Linked DNA regions of Mus musculus: region 1 is linked to region 2. A link is a loop called in an ENCODE intact Hi-C map of the cell type or tissue named here. Cell type or tissue: left cerebral cortex. All regions are shown on one strand. Region 1 overlaps Cers6 (ceramide synthase 6). Region 2 overlaps Cers6 (ceramide synthase 6).

Region 1 (2,500 bases), 93 kb before region 2:
TGGACAGTCCTGGCCTCAAGATCCATTTACAGAAGCAAAGGTTATCTGTTAAATGACAAAGGTATCCACAAAAGAAAAACAGTCAAGAAAAGAGGGTGGGTCAAAAGGGCAGCCGTTTGGAGGCGTGAGCTCAGGTGGCACTTCCTTCCGGTCATACTTAAATTTTCTTTGAGGCATGATGTACATGATAGTACACTGAAGTTTGATGTTGAGAAAATTAATAGGCCACTCTTTCCCTAAAGTAATCTGCTCATTTGTACACATGGTTGTAATTTCCATTGCCTTCTCATGCAGAACCTTCCTCTGCCCAGGGCCGTGCTACGGAGCAGGATGGTCCCTATTTTGCTTTTGCCTTTGGACCCATCTGGAGCGGTGGTATTAATTAACTAATTAATATTCACTCCAAGTTTAATGAGTGCAAAAGAGTCTTCCACAGAACCGTCCCAACCCAGCTGTGTTGCTGGAGCCACGTACTTCTTATGTGTATATAGGTATAGGTCTCTGCCTCTTCCTACTCCTGTGAGTGTTAACGCCACATGCTCTGCTCCGAACTATCATCAGTCATATTAGGAGTGTTCTACTTACTAAGTATTTGTTTAATAAATCTTCCCCAAAGGACACGTAGGTGGTGCCCCCCTCCTTTTGGCTGTGCAGAGACTGCACAGTGAGTAATCTTGTCGCTATGTCATTTGACACATATACATGTGTTAGCATCACTGCTTTAAATGGTCCTTGATTGGCAGAAGAGTTGTCAGCTAGTGTTCCTCACAGACCAGCCCCATGAGAAGGTGAGATCATGTCAAGTGGTGAGAGATTTGTATTGCACATATTAGATATGATAAAATTGGTGCTGGTGTTCTTAGCTTAAGGGTCATCCAAGAAAAGGAACTGTGGTCTGGTGGCTCTCCATACTGTCCCAAGCACCTGTCAGACCAGCACAGTGAGTTCTTCTCCATAGTGAGTGTTCAGTTGATAGTGGACACACCACTGTTGCTGAGTCTTACTGATACTCACGAGTTGCTATTGGGGGGTGGGGGGGAGGCGCAGGGGCTTGCAAACCGGGAGAACCAGATGTAAGAGATCCTTATTTGGTATAATACTTACACTATGTCCTCCATTTTATTTATTTATCACGGCAGCCCTTGATTTTTAAGAGTCTTGCCTCACCAATAAGCAGGTTTCACATAAGAGTTTTCTAGATTACCTCGAAGCTTCCACTTAAAGTTCTGTAAAGAAAGCTACTTTTGGCTTAAAGGCTAAGTCAGATTTTATGGACCTGCTTTAACCTTCCCCTGACAATTTGCAACCATTATTACTGGGTTTTAAGTGGTTAGGCATTTTCTCACACTACATATTGGCAAATCGTGTCTGTGTTCTCTTTTGTCCCCGTGGCTGCTATTTATGGTTCTCTTACTGTCTGCCAAGCTGTGAGCTGTTAATTCATGCTTTCAACACACCTGTCTCCAAAGCCTTGAGTCCAATCTGCATTTCTAATCCAGTGTAGGGAGAAAAAGCTGACCTGGATATTTCGTACTTGTGTCTGGAGTGTAGCTGACATGTGGTGAATCAGCCTACAGTGGGCAGAGGGAACTAGGGGAGAGAACTCTGCAAGGAGCCAGATGGAATTCTTTTTAGAGGAAAGAAAAAAGTATCATAGCCATAGAGGGACATTTTAAGGATAAACGGGGGCAGTTTTGAGAGTAGAAGGAATCAACTTGTATTTAAAATTCAGTGAGCATTGACTGTGTGCCTTCTGTATACAGTTAAGACCAGTTTTGGTGTGGCTGCCATGACACCAGAGGGGGTTGGTGGCATTGGTGGGGTGGGTGCTTAGTAATGAGGTCAGAGCGACTGATAAGGCAAAAGTAAAAGAAGCAAAACTAAGTATAGAGAAGGGGTAGGCATTCAAACCCCAGAGGACCTTGATTTAAGTCCCCATTTATAGAGAGTACCATCTTGAGAGACCTTGCAAAGGGCTTTGTGCTGCGTTCAAATGTTATTGTTTCTCTTGTACACTGGATGCCCTCAGCATCCCGTTAACTTGCCAATCATGTCTCTCAGCTATGCTCATCTCAGCCCGTGGATAGATAGCCTACCAGCTTTCTTCTGTCTGGAACTTGCCTACTGATGCTGGACCAGTCATACCATCCCAGTTCCCACTGACTACTACTTGCCTCTGCAGTCACCCATGGTAGTACTTAGCACAGATCTATCTTTGTAATGTGTTTTTAATCTCTGCAGTTAGCTGATAACGCACTTAACAGGCCACATCATATACTGTTTTTTATCTTCGGTTGCGAGCAATTGTTATTTTTGTTTATGTCAACATCCCTCTCCAGTGAAGAGTAGGCTGGGGTAGCCACGTGGCATTTGCACAATGAATGCCTGCACAGCTGTTGGTTATGTACTTGTTGGTGAACATGTTATGGTAGTGTATATTGGAGATGCTAAGCATGCCTACTTACGTGCATATGTTTAAAGGTGGAATAAGTACTGTACT
Region 2 (2,500 bases):
TGGAGGATATTATCCTGAGTGAGGTAACCCAATCACAAAAGAACTCACATGATATGCACTCACTGATAAGTGGATATTAGCCCAGAAACTTAGAATACTCAAGATACAGTTTGCAAAACACATGAAAGTCAAGAAGAAGGAAGACCAAAATGTGGATTCCTTCTTGGAATGGAAACAAAATACCCATGGAAGGAGTTACAGAGACAAAATTCAAAGCTGAGACTGAGGGAAGGGCCATCCAAAGACTGCCCCACCCAGGGATCCATCCCATAAACAACCACCAAACCCAGACACTATTGCATATGCCAGCAAAATTTTGCTGACAGAACCCTGATATAGCTATCTCTTGGGAGGCTATGCCAGTGCCTGACAAATACAGAAGTGTATGCTCACAGTCATCTATTGGATGAAACACAGGGCCCCCAATGAAGGAGCTAGAGAAAGTACCCAAGGAGCTGAAGGGGTCTGCAACCCTATAGGAGGAACAACAATATGAACTAAGCAGTAACCCTCAGAGCTTGTGTCTCTAGCTGCATATGAAGCAGAGGATGGCCTAGTCGGCCATCAATGGGAGGAGAAGCCCTTGGTCTTGTGAAGATTATATGCCCCAGTACAGGGGAATGCCAGGGCCAGGTAGGGGGAGTGGGTGGGTTGGGGAGCAGGGCAGGGGGAGGGTATAGAGGACTTTTGGAGAGGAAACTAGGAAAATGAATAGCATTTGAAATGTAATTGAAGAAAATCCATAATATAAAATAAAAGGGAATTGTTATACCTTTCTCAGAGCAAGGGAAAGGCCCCAAGCTTGCTCCAGATCCCTTGCATACCTCTCCAGAAGTAGGAAAATCTTTGTCCTACCATCTAACATGATGTTTTCGTTCTCTGGAACCTCAAAGGCAGCATGATTGCATCTACCGATGTGTCATCCAGAGTTTGGTCATCTGTAAATCTGTTTCATCTTGCCTGCTAATGGGAATTTATTTAAAAGTCATCCGTCCAGGTTTTTTGGTATCTAGCAGGATGGCTTGTACTCACTAACTCTTGGTATGGAATTAAATTGATCTGGTGGCTTTGTAATGATCATGTATGAGTAGTTGTCATATCCACTTTCTACTTTGCTATAGCATCGGGCAGTTAACTACCACCCATCTCTGCCAATATTGTGCGAAATACCTTCAGTGTTTCTGTTAGCATCGTCCTCAGACAGACTCTGTAGGCTCATGTCGATTAACTTCCAGACAAACCTGGAATGATTGCTGAGGAGTTTGCAGTTCTTCTGTCAGCTTCCTCACAGTCCCCGCCACCCAGCACCAGTTACACATCAGCCTACATCCTATGATTCAACGAGGCAAATTGGCTGGATGCGCTCTCCTTCACAAAGGTGCATAAAAATATCCTAGTCAGCTGACAGAGCAGGTGGATTTCTTTTCCCACCCAGAATTTCATGGAAGAAAAAAAAAAAAAGATAAGTAAAAAGAGTGACAGCAACAGCAACAAAACCCTCTGCAATACCCCACAGAAGCTTGCAGCCAACTCCAGGAAATAATTTTGCACCAGCCTCAATGTGATTATGACTCTCGATGCAAAGACCTGTTTTTTCCATGATGCTGAATCGTGGTTTCAGTTGTATTAGCTGGTAGTCTTATGTGCTCATCTGCTGGTTGCTTGTGGACCTCTCTCCTTCCTGAAGACAGTGGCCAGGGATGGGTTCCTGTTAGTTTCCTAACCTGAGCCATCCCCACAGCCCTTCTGTCTTGTGTTTATAGAGTAAGAAATTGACACTTACTTCTTAAGTAGACTCCAATTTCTTGGCCTTAACTTCCTACATTAAATTCCCAATTTTAATTCACAGATTTCTGTTTGCATGCATGTTTGAGCTTGAAAGTATAGAAATAGGACATTTTAAATGACTTCCAGAGAAGGGAACATAAATGAAATAATACTTACTATCTTTCTAAACCACAGAATGACAAGCAATTGAAAAATAAATGCCAAGTTGGCAAAGTTATACAGGTTCTGGAGATGATGTGTATGCTGTGTACGTGTTTTGATGGTGATGCTGGTGATGAAGGAGGTGGGAGTTGCCAGTATCAAGGGTTTTGTCCAACACGAGTGCTGAACGTCATTTTTCTTTTTCTCGTTTTTAAACTTCAAGGGAACTGACTTGCATTCTTTTATTCAGATCAAAAACTCTAGGAAAATTAAGAAACAGACTTATTTAAAAATATATCTCTAAGTGCAGCTAAATTATACATGAGACATGTGCCTTCTATAGAATTTAGAACTTCAGTGTCAACACCAGATTTCTACGTGTGAAAGTTGTTACTACCTGATTGCTAGAAGGAACAACTTCAATTCAGTGTTTGGAATTTTAGTGAATTAAAGGCACCCAGAACGATTTACCTATGTGGACAGATGTTCTATAAGGAACATCAAAGAACCACGGTAAGCATCCAGTGTTATTATACAGTGTTAGTATTCAGGATTTAAGCTCATAATTCAC

What was found. A loop is a pair of places that touch in the nucleus more often than their neighbours do. Peaks named below come from ENCODE experiments on the same cell type or tissue, not always from the same donor. Only the 100,000 strongest peaks of a DNase experiment are listed, where the experiment ranks them.
Region 1: it touches region 2 in a loop (10-fold over the local background); 1 of 42 quality-filtered maps calls a loop at or near these places.

Annotation. Positions count from the first base shown.
Region 1 is chr2:68,894,904-68,897,403 of GRCm38, forward strand. The region is part of intron 1 of Cers6 (ceramide synthase 6); the gene reads left to right. Among named protein-coding and RNA genes, the nearest start is that of Cers6, 35 kb to the left of the region's middle. In left cerebral cortex, no CTCF peak of the experiment used is centred here; a DNase peak (open chromatin) is centred at 1,521; H3K27ac peaks cover 1,078 bases.
Region 2 is chr2:68,987,966-68,990,465 of GRCm38, forward strand. All of the region lies in intron 3 of Cers6 (ceramide synthase 6), which reads left to right. Among named protein-coding and RNA genes, the nearest start is that of Gm52515, 21 kb to the left of the region's middle. In left cerebral cortex, no CTCF peak of the experiment used is centred here; DNase peaks (open chromatin) are centred at 961 and 1,359; H3K27ac peaks cover 964 bases.